Regions from separate parts of the Homo sapiens genome. Here region 1 is linked to region 2. A link is an interaction called in ENCODE POLR2A ChIA-PET data of the cell type or tissue named here. Cell type or tissue: MCF 10A. All regions are shown on one strand. Links, peaks and the distances in the headings refer to the core of each region. The heading gives the core; the rest is flanking DNA. Region 1 has its middle 7.9 kb from the start of LAMC1-AS1. Region 2 overlaps LAMC1 (laminin subunit gamma 1).

What was found. ChIA-PET counts read pairs that join two places held together with the same protein. Peaks named below come from ENCODE experiments on the same cell type or tissue, not always from the same donor. Only the 100,000 strongest peaks of a DNase experiment are listed, where the experiment ranks them.
Region 1: POLR2A ChIA-PET joins it to region 2 with 5 read pairs; 3 of 35 experiments call an interaction of 5 or more read pairs at or near these places.

Annotation. Positions count from the first base shown.
Region 1 is chr1:183,145,813-183,152,617 of GRCh38, reverse strand. No RefSeq gene overlaps it. Among named protein-coding and RNA genes, the nearest start is that of LAMC1-AS1, 7.9 kb to the right of the region's middle. In MCF 10A, for the core only: no CTCF peak of the experiment used is centred there; no DNase peak of the experiment used is centred there.
Region 2 is chr1:183,091,334-183,096,333 of GRCh38, reverse strand. The region is part of intron 1 of LAMC1 (laminin subunit gamma 1); the gene reads right to left. Among named protein-coding and RNA genes, the nearest start is that of LAMC1-AS1, 47 kb to the left of the region's middle. In MCF 10A, for the core only: no CTCF peak of the experiment used is centred there; a DNase peak (open chromatin) is centred at 2,153.

The DNA of each region.
Region 1 (6,805 bases), core at 949-5,948, 55 kb before region 2:
CCCAGCTACCTGGGAGGCTGAGGCAGGAGAATCGCTTGAACTTGAGAGGCAGAGGTTGCCGTGAGCTGAGATCACACCACTGCACTCCAGCCTGGGCAACAAGAGTGAAACTCTGTCTCGAAAAAAAAAAAAAGAACATACATTTATTATTTTATGGTTCTGTGGGTTAAAAGTCAGATGGGGATCTCTGCGCTAAAATCGTGGTGTCAGCAGAGCTGCATTCTATCTGGAGGCTCTGGGGAAGACCCATTCCCTTGCCCTTCCCAGCTCCTAGAGGCTGCCCCACATTCCTTGGCTCGTGCCCCCTTCCTCCTCCTTCAAACCAGCAATGGTGCAGAGTCCTTCTTACATTGCATCACTCTGATGTCTTTTTCTGTCTTCCTCTTCTTTTTTTTTTTTCTTTTGAGATGGAGTCTTGCTCTGTCGTGCAGGCTGGCGTGCAGTGGCATGATCTCAGCTCACTGCCCTCAGCCTCCCGGGTTCAAGCAATTCTCCTGTCTCAGACTTCCGAGTAGCCGGGGCTACAGGCACACACCACTACGCCTGGATAATTTTTGTAATTTTAGTAGAGATGGGGTTTCCCCATGTTGGCCAGGTTGGTCTCAAACTCCTAACCTCAGGTGATCCACCCACCTCAGCCTCTCCAAGTGCTGGGATTATAGGAGTGAGCCACCGCGCTCAGCTTCTGTCTTCCTCTTCTTATTAGAAGAGCATTTTGATTACATTGGGCCCACCCAGATAGTCCAAATAATCTCTTTATTTTAAGGTCAGCTGATTTACAATTTAATTACATCAGTAACCTAATGCACTCACAAATTCTAGGAACTGAGAAGTGAACATCTTTGTTGGGGGCATTATTCTGTCTACCACATATAGTAAAATCTGAATAATGGCTGTAGATTAAAAATATTGTATCAATGTTAATTTCTTGATTTTAACAATTATACTATAATTATATAAGAAAGTTCTCTGTCTTTAGGGAATACACATTGAATTATGATGGGTAAAGGGGCATCACCTCTGCAACTTAAAACAGTTTTCTCTCCCTCTCATTTGTGGGAGCCAGAGAGAGAAAGGATAAAGCAATAGTAGTAAAATTTTGTATATACATATATATATATTTTTTTATACTTTAAGTTCTAGGGTACATGTGCACAACGTGCAGGTTTGTTACATATGTATACATGTGCCATGTTGGTGTGCTGCACCTATTAACCCGTCACCCACATTAGGTATATCTCCTAATGCTATCCCTCCCCGCTCCTCCCACCCCACAACAGGCCCCGGTGTGTGATGTTCCCCTTCCTGTGTCCATGTGTTCTCATTGTTCAGTTCCCACCTATGAGAACATGCAGTGTTTGGTTTTTTGTCCTTGCGATAGTTTGCTGAGAATGATGGTTTCCAGCTTCATCCATGTCCCTACAAAAGACATGAAAACACTGAGGGAATCTGGGTAAAAAAAAATGGGATTTTTTTGTACTACTCTTGCAATTTTTTCATAAGTCTGAAATTATGTCTTAATACAAAAAATTTAAAAACAAATCCTTCTAAGTAAGTTTCCTGTATCTAATAAATACTTAAATTTGTGACATATTGTGAATGCCATGTTTATTCAGATGGATATTTTAATATCTCTTTCTAAAACTTTAAGGGTATTTTATTAAGTTGCTTAATGTCATTATCTGCAATTAACTATGAATATATTATACATTGGGAAGTCTTGAGCATAATATAAAAGTAAAATCAATTATTTTGGACTTCAAATTCCTGTTGCCCCATAACTTGGGTATTAATGTCAAATATTCTGATTTTCTGCTTTAAAACCCAGTATTACTTTAAAAATGGAGCCTTAGAAAAAAAGATGTTTAAAAGTAGGCAAAAGACTGTACTTTAATTAATAGTACTGTACCAATGTTAATTTCTTAGTTTTAATAAATGTACCATAGTTATGTCACATGCTAATATTGGGGGAGGCTGGGTGAAGGGTATATGGGAACTCTCTGTACTACCTTTGTAAATCTTCTGCAAATCTAAAATTATTTCAAAATAAAAGGGTTTAAAAAGTAGAAAAGAGAAAAACAGTCTTTCATAAAAATACAAAACAATCTCATCATTTATAAAATGCTGTGATAATGGGACTTATTTGAAAGAAGAAAATTACAAAAACTGAGTAAAGTTATTAAAAAGCAAAAAGAATAGGGAAATGAAAATGGTGTAAAAATATTCCAAAGAGGGTTAAAATCTAGGTGAATTCCCTTATTAAGCAAAATTATCTAGGTGAACTAGCCTTAGGTGCCTTATCCTTGAGCCTAAGTAGGGAAAGGGAAAGAGAGGGAGAAACAAGGGCAGCGGGAGAGGGGTGTGAGCTGTGTGGTGTGTGAGGAGGAGAGGGGTGTGAGCTGTGTGGTGTGTGAGGAGAGGGGTGTGAACTGTGTGGTGTGTGAGGAGAGGGGTGTGAGCTGTGTGGTGTGTGAGGAGAGGGGTGTGAGCTGTGTGGTGTGTGAGGAGGAGAGGGGTGTGAGCTGTCTGGTGTGTGAGGAGGAGAGGGGTGTGGGCTGTGTGGTGTGTGAGGAGGAGGGGTGTGAGCTGTCTGGTGTGTGAGGAGAGGGGTGTGGGCTGTGTGGTGTGTGAGGAGAGGGGTGTGAGCTGTGTGGTGTGTGAGCAGGAGAGGGGTGGGGTGTGAGCTGTGTGGTGTGTGAGCAGGAGAGGGGTGTGAGCTGTGTGGTGTGTGAGGAGGAGAGGGGTGTGAGCTGTGTGGTGTGTGAGGAGGAGAGGGGTGTGAGCTGTCTGGTGTGTGAGGAGAGGGGTGTGGGCTGTGTGGTGTGTGAGGAGAGGGGTGTGAGCTGTGTGGTGTGTGAGGAGGAGAGGGGTGTGGGCTGTGTGGTGTGTGAGCAGGAGAGGGGTGTGAGCTGTGTGGTGTGTGAGGAGGGGTGTGGGCTGTGTGGTGTGTGAGGAGGACAGGGGTGTGGGCTGTGTGGTGTGTGAGGAGAGGGATGTGAGCTGTGTGGTGTGTGAGGAGAGGGGTGTGAGCTGTGTGGTGTGTGAGGAGAGGGGTGTGGGCTCTGTGGTGTGAGGAGGAGAGGGGTGTGAGCTGTGTGGTGTGAGGAGGAGAGGGGTGTGAGCTGTGTGGTGTGTGAGGAGAGGGGTGTGAGCTGTGTGGTGTGAGGAGAGGGGTGTGGGCTGTGTGGTGTGTGAGGAGGACAGGGGTGTGAGCTGTGTGGTGTGTGAGCAGGAGAGGTGCATGAGCTGTATGGTGTGTGTGGCCCAGGCTGCTTGAGGACAATCAGGTTCCACGTAATAATTCTGCCACTAAGTGGTTCCTTAATATTGGGTAAGTTGCTGATATATTTAAATCCTGCCTCACTCTCTCCAAAAAAGAGATTTGAGGCAGCTTATAATAAAATACAAGTATATTTCCTTCATAAAAGGAAAATTGATCCAAATCATGAGAGAGAATAAGGCAACGTGCTAAAACAGTGGTAAAGGTGGTGGAATAGCAAACCATGCTTTGAGTTTCCCCCTTGGCCAAATGAAGACTCTCTTCAAATGAGGGAGAAATGAAAGAAAATAATCACGAAAGTGCCTTAAAACATACAAGCTATCTTGATAATGCCAGTCCTTCCTAAGTCCTTCAGAAACTTAGAAGGCAGCCTATCTGAAATCAATGAGGCAAAACTCTCTCCGGCCAGGTCTGATCTCCTGTATCAGCCCAAGTGAGACAGCTCTGAGAGCAGACTGTCTGAGCCACAAACGATCAGCAAGTTGTAACACAAACCTCTCTGACCACGCCAAACATATAATCATTGAAATAACAGCTGTGCCTCCTGAGCCTTTATTCTGGACGCTAGCTCAGCAACCGAGGAATTTATAATCCACACTAGGACAGCATATCTCCCAGACATTTCTGCTCATGGCTGATTTGTGCTTACTCTGCAGTAACCCCAACACAGAGACCATGGTCAGGAGGAAAGAAATGTCCATGGAAAAAGTGGTGGGGATCAACAGAGAAGTGTAAGGAAAATTAGGACAGAATGTCCTAGAAGGCACTGAATATTCAGAAAGGAATTGGATTAGAAATTCTTAACATTAACAAAAGTAACATGGACAAAATTTGATGGCTGCATTTAGTTACTAGATGACAAAGGATCTCTGTATTAGGGCAGATACCATGGGATGGGCCTGAAAAGCATCGGTCTGAAGTTCAAGTGATTTTTTTTTGTTAGTAGCCAAGGTGAAAAGAATGATGGGAAGATGGAAGGGTTGTCTTCAAACCAGGCACGTTTCATGGAGGATCACTTAAATTGAGTTGGACTTACTCATGGGGACAATAGTGTAATAGAAGGTCACATTCTTGATCAAGTGCCTGATGCTTGACTTTTTATAGAAATAAGCAAACTATACTGAGTTAATCATAAATAATAACTTCATGGCCAGTATTAATTACGAGGCTTGCTAAAGTGCACATGCAAACAGGATAAAACACCAAATTAATTGGTTGATTGAAATTTACTGGGATGATTTCCAGGAATTAGAGAAAAAGGAAATTAATGCTGGGCTGCAGGAGGAACTGTATGGAAAACCTGCATTGGGAATGGTGGGTCTGAGGCTGGGAGCCAGGGCAATGGGCCTTGCAGACCAGATTGCACTAGCCAGTTGCTGACCACATGGCAGTGTATGTGGTGTGTGCTGTGCCATATAATGCAAGACTGTGGCTTTGCTTATCTTCCTGCAAACAAGAGGCCAATCCACACTTAGGTGGGAATGTTGAGAGAGCAGAACGCTGTTAGGAGTTGAGACAGTGCGTGAACAAACTGCCATAAGACTCCCTGTCTGTGCACAGTAGGAAAAAAGTAACAAGTATGGGAGCATAGGTGGAGAAAGGCTACCTTTTCACTATCATACAACCTGAGTGCCTAGTGTATGTCTCCTAGCCCCAAGGATAACATAAATAACACAGACCCTGATCTTTGGGGGTGGGAGCAAAGTGGGAGGGAAAGATTAGTGGCACCTAACTATAAAGATGTGTCCAAGGGCCATTCTAGAAGACAGAGCAAAGGTGGGAGAAGTGGTGGACACAAGAAGGACTGGCCAATCCCAACACAGGTGATACCTTGACCTTAGGCTTTACTGTACTGGGCAGAGGAAAGAAAGGACATTCAAGGCAGAGAGAGGAGTTAAGGCAAGGACATGGAGGTGTCATAAGTTTTGAAATGTTGATGTTTCTAATGTTTGAATTCCTAGTCGGGGCTTTTGGCTTTTCATTGGATTTAAAGAAAAATAATTCTCTTAAGTATGCATTTGACTTCTATTATTTAGAATTCATTCACTAATGTAGAACAAATACAGTCATTCTAGGAGACTCAATACAAATACAAGGCACTATATAGTTGATCATAGCTCCCTAGTGGAACCTTGGACAGATAACTTCCTAAAAAGCTTCGTATTTTTTACTCTACCTATTATTATTCATTTAAACCTGCTTAGTGTGGACAAAATTATCTGCCATTTAGAATTCTCTTGTTTCTGTTTTCATAATCTATGTGCCTGGAGAGATCTAATCTTTCCTTGGGCCTGTCCTTCCTTCCCTTATGAATGTATCCACCTGCTTTCCCACCTCCTCACCTTCCTGGGTGCCTGGGGTCTTCTTCAGGCATTCCATTTTGAGCTTAATGGAAGCGGAGCTGATGAGTTCAGGTGTATTAAGGGGCTAGGATGTTTATTTATGGAGTAAACCTCTGGGGATATTCTGAATCAGATTATGCTAGTAGCAACTTTTGAGAAACTGCTGTCCTGAAAATGACTGATGGAATAGGAGCAAAATTTTAAAATCTCACTTATCACTCTGACAGTAATGATAAAGGAGACATAGCTGCATCTGAATTAGTCCTACAAATGAGGGGAAATGGTCCTCAATAAAGGTTAAAAACAGGGCATGTAAGAAAGCTGTAATAGTACTAGTAATTAGTGCCCTCTAAAGCTTTCTCCGAGGAAGTCTAATGAGAGTAGTTCAGGTTCTTCTTTACAGGTATCATAGTTGTAACAATTCCTAAGATTGGGAAGGTGGCATGAAATCCACGGAGGCCCAGGGCAATAAACAGGGCATCAAAGAGTAAAGGGAAGGCCTTTGCAGGCCCAAAGCCTTCCTGCTGTCTCTGTAGCTCCCAAAGGCCTCACCTGGTCTCAGGTCACTTCAGATGGGTCCTCCCTCCAGAAAGAGTGAGGTAAATTCTAGTAAAATTACCCGATTCTAGCCTGTTAGTGCAGCACATTACTTACTTTTTATTAAATCATAGGCTTAAGAGCTTCTCATCATCTAAAGAAACTACCTTAAGCTAGACACGTGTGTATTGAGAGACAGACAACTTTTAACATACATCTGCTAATTTAGGATGTCCAACAAATCTTAGTTTTTTTTTTTTTTTTTGAGACGGAGTCTTGCTTTGTTGCCTCAGCTGGAGTGCAGTGGCATGATCTCAGCTCACTGCACTCCACCTCTCGGGTTCAAGCTATTCTCCTGCCTCAGCCTCCTGAGTAGCTAGGATTACAGGTACGCACCACCATGCTCAGTTATTTTTGTATTTTTAGTAGAGACTGGGTTTTACCATGTTGGTCAGGCTGGTCTCGAGCTCCTAACCTTAAGGGATCAGCCCACCTCGGCCTCCTAAAGTGTTGGGATTACAGGCATGAGCCACTGTGCCTGACTGTCAGTTGTCACTGAGTATTGAGGCTACACTGGGGTTCCAGTAAACTACAGCCCATAGGCGCATGGCCTGCAAAGCCTAAAACATTTACTATCTAGCTCTTT
Region 2 (5,000 bases), core at 1-5,000:
CTATGGAGCTAAGAGGAAAACAAAAGTTCTGAAATAGACAGTATGATTTTGGAGAAGATAAATCCGTAATCTCTATGGAAATTAGATTTTTCGATGAAGTATCAAAATAAAGTTTAAGCCAAAAAGACAATTCTCTTTCCCTATCACCCTCAAAATACTACTTGGTGCTATGGTTAAATAAGATCACAGCACTAACCTAATGCAGAAGTTCTAAAAAATAAAAGCTTTCTGCTTGCATTGCCTAATTGCAATGCCCCAAAATGCCATATACACTTCAGTAAACTGGAGGGCCAAAATTGACTTATCATAGGAATTAAAATGTGATCATAAAACAGCCATTATATGCATACAGAGAGAATTCTTAACTGAACACTAGAATGTCAAACACCCTTGGAGAGTAATTTCAAATAAGTGCAAATCACTGTTAGAGGGTACAAACAATTTCCATTATCAAAACATACGATAAATTCATCCTAATCTGCACATCTTTGCCATTTTATTTGATATACTCACCAAAAAAGATTCCCAAGTGAAATTTTAAGCCAAGAACTGGGGAATATGCCTTATTAACCCAAACCCCATGCTTCCAAGACTCAATACCAGACCTAATTCATGGTGGTAGACTACAGGCATGAATAAGTCCTTGAGCTGGGCTAAAGGAACAAGGCCAATATTCACCCCCACTCGTGTAAGCTGAGGCAAAAAATCCACTCGCTCTGCTGAACAAAGATCCCACTACAGGGATTTGACTGACATGAGATTTAACGGAGTCACAAAGAAGGCAACTAAGTTAATTATAACACTAAAGAAATAAAAAGGCAATTAAATATAAGCTACATAAGCCCATATTTCAGAAATGTGTAATTGTTAAGATATGAAAAAGACACCATAATTGTGTGGGAAGCTATTTCTTGTTCTGTGATATTCATATACTATTGAAAGCTGGCTATAGTTTGGCTTTTATCTATAACAGAAGAGTGAAAAATAGTTTTTTTAAAAAGAGAAAATCTAATTAGAAAAACAAGATTCTAATACCTAGTCACGGTGGTATAGTAATAGACTAAGGTCAACTCCAATAATCCCACAAAGTCACAAAAAGTTGACCAATAGTTTACTTTTTCTATTCAACAACTATTTGCTAAGTGAACTTAAAAGTCCACTGTGATGTGCTATTTAAAATACTCTAATCCACCGGGCGCGGTGGCTCACACCTGTAGTCCCAGCACTTTGGGAGGCCAAGGCGGGAGATCACCTTAGTTTGGGAGTTGGAGACCAGCCTGATCAACATGGTGAAACCCCGTCTCTAGTAAAAATATAAAAATTAGCTGGGTGTGGTGGCAGGTGCCTGTAATCCTAGCTTCTCAGGAGGCTGAGGCAGGAGAATCACTTGAATCGGGAGGCAGAGGTTGCAGTGAGCTGAGATCGTGTTACTGTACTCCAGCTTGGGTGACAGAGCAAGGCTCCATCTCAAAAACGAAAAACAAAAAAACCCCTCCAATCCTTCATTTTGCTACAGTGCCTTTTATTCTTTAGTTTCATTCCTAATAAACTTGGTCCCTAATTCCCCTGATCATGTACTGTTTACATCTGTCCTTAAAAGAGGAAATAATTACAAATTACAAATACCATAAGATATCTTACATACTAAAATGGCTTTCTCAGTTTTCACAATTGCTTATTAATTTCTTACCACAGCCACCCATTAGGTCAAGGTTAACAGCTATGACTGGCCTTGATAATTGCTCAAGTCCAAATTCTTCCATTCATTCAACAAACATTTACTGAAAACCTACTATGTGTCAGTCCCTGTTCTAGGCACTGGGGATCAGCAGAGAATAAGACAAGGTCTCAACCTTGTAGAACTTACAGTAAAAGTAGGGAGCATGCTTGGGTAAGGAACAGATTTTAAAATAAAAATGAAAATTCTGTGTGTCAGATGACGGTGAAAAACGAAGTGGGAATAGAAAGTTTGTGGGGAGCCTATTTAATTCAGCATTATCAGAGATGGTCTCATGACATGGATAAGGTGAAATCTGAGCAGAGTCCTGAAGAAGTAAAACAGTGCAACATCTGGGGGAAGAGCATTCCAGGAATGGGAAGAGCATTCCAGGAATGGCAAGTGCAATACCCTGAGGCAGGCACATGCTGGCAAGTTCCAGGGAGTGGTGAGGAGGCCAGTGCGGCTGAAGCAGCAGTGAGTAAGGTGGAAAGGTATTAGGAGATGAGGTGAGAGAAGCTGAGAGGAGGAGGGAATGCCAACATGGAGGGCTCTGTAGATCACTGTAAGACTTGGTTTGTACTCTGAATAAGATGAGAACCCACTGGAGAGTTTTATACAAAGGAGTAACAGGCTCTAACTAGCATTTCAAAAGGATGACTGGTTGCTGTACTGACCAAAGACTACAGAAGGGATGACAGAGAAACAAGAAGATGAGTTAGATGAGTTTTGCAACAATCCAGCTAACAGATAATGGTATTTTGGACATATTTTGAGGGTGGAACAAACCACTTTTACTGATGAACTGGATGTGGGATGCAAGCTTTGGCTTATACAACTGGAATGATGAAGCAGCCATGGGGGGATGGAGAGTAAGAAACTGGGAGTTCAGTTTCAGATATACTAAGTTGAAGATACCCACGAAACCTCTAAGTGAAAATATCAATTCAGCAGGTAGGATATAAAAGTCTGGAGTTCAGGAAAAGGCTGCAGCAAGAGAGAGAAATCTGGAAGTCGTCAGCATACAGTTAGTATTCAAAGCCATGGGATTAGAGGAAAACAACTAGGGAATGGACATAGATAGATAAGAGGTACACAGACTGGGTCTCGGGACATACCAACTTTTAGCAATGGGGGAAATGGGGAGGACCCAGAAAAGGAGACTGGAGAGAAAAGCCACTGAAGTAGAAAGAATACCAAAAGAGTAGAATTCCAGAAGCCAAATTTTAAAAAGCTTCTTTTAAAAAGAAGAGAGTGACCAACTGAACTTTGTCATATACTCCTGAAATGCTAAGAAAGATAAAGACTGAGCATTGGCTACTGGATTTGGCAACCTGGAGGTGTGACCTTGAAGTGCTTTGTTAGAACTGACAGGAATGAAAGCCATAGAGAATGCTGGGCACAAGGGAAGGGGGCATTGGAGACAGGTAATAAAAACAATTTTCCAAGTAATTTTTCTTATTTTCTGTTAGAGACAGGGGAGAGCCCTAAATCGCCCAGGATGGAGTGCAATGGTACTATCATAGCTCACTGCAACACTGAACTCCTGGCCTCAAGCAATCCTCCCACCTGGGCCTCCCAAGGTGCTAGGATTATAGGCGTGAACCACTGCACCCAGCCCACTAAGTAATTTTTCTATAAAGAAATGAGGTGGTAGCTGAAGGGGGAAAGGGGTGTTCAAGAACAAATTGCTTTTTAAGATGGGAAGACATCATGTGTTGTGCTGATGGGAATGATCCAGTGTGGCAGCTGGATTTCTACTGAACAATGAGGACTTTCTCTGGTGGTTTGGAGTGGATTGGAGTGGGTCTAAGAGATGTGGAGAAAGAGAGCCCCTTTCATCCACAAAGACGTTCTCTAAAAAAGCCTTCCCAAAGATTTCCTAAAGAGAAAAGGCATAATATACATTTTCAGGATCACTGTAAGTATCCAGACTAAAAAGAGTTATCTGTACCCAAACAGTTCAAAACCCCCAGGCGCTCTAGAAGGCCCCTTTCCATTAGAGCCAGCCCAGGTCTATGTCTTCCTGTTATAGTAGTTCTCATAATCTGGCCCACAATAAGGTCCCAGACTGGCTATTAGAATCACCCACAGAGCTTTTGAAAATGCAAATTGTTGAGCCTCATCTCCACAAGTTTCATTTTGGTAGGTTTTGGGTGAGGTCCCAAACTCTGTATTTTTTTTTTTTCTTCTTAAACTTTATGGTCTGTGACAGCCCTTAGGAGATCCCGAGAACATGTGTCCCCAGACTCTGTATTTTTTTAAAGCACCATAGGCAATTTTTATGTACAATTACAGTTGAGAAATACTTCCCTACTGTAAACTCTTCTTCATCCTGGTTCTCATCCTTTGAAGATTCTAACAAAAGGCTTCTGTGGAATGAACTTAAGCTCTTCTGATTTTCATGTCAGACATTTTAATGTGCAATTTATTCCACGTGTCATCTGTAGGCATAGACAATAAACCAGAAAAGTAGCAGTCTTCTTTAAGACACACACAGATGTTAAAGTCAACAGGGGTACTCACTCCACATCCAAGTCTAGGGGTGACTGCACCCAGCTAAACCCAAACTCCCCAACATTTTCCTCCAAGCCAATTTCCTCTATCATTCGACTTGCATTCACAAGGCCCTAAAACCTAGGCAAGTAGAAATACACACTTGATTTTTAGAAAACCTACTTACTGCTGGGGATTTCACAGTGGTACCCTTTATAGGCAGGCACTGGTCAAGATTCCCTGTAAACCAAATTCCCCACCCTCTCTGGTGTCCATCCTTCCTTCCTATAATAAAATGATACAGGACCACCAGCAATTCTCGATGATAAGGGACACATCTGAAAGCAAAGAGTTAACTTCTGCTTCAGTACACTCAAAAAGATAAGAAAACACTGTTTCTTCTTTGTCTAGAAGCCTAGACTTGTTTAATCCCAGTCTGTGTCGGGTAATGTTGGCATTTTCAGGGAGGGTGTTACATTCTGTTGGCTACAGACTAGCATAGAAATATTTATTTTTCAGAGAAGAAATTTTAGGTATTTAAAAAATATACATTAAAAGGGGGGCTTAAGTACGAAGTGCCAGATGTTCATATAGTAATTAGAGAGGGAGGGGAAGGAGGAAGAGGAAGGGCAGAGGGAGGGAGGTAGGACACACTTTAAGTAGCTTAGAATCCAAGACAGAGACTGGCAAACCACAGCTGGAAGATCAAATCTAGCCCACCACCTATTTTTGTAAACAATGCTTTACACTGTTTATCGCTGCTTTTCTGGCTACAAGGGCAGGGTTG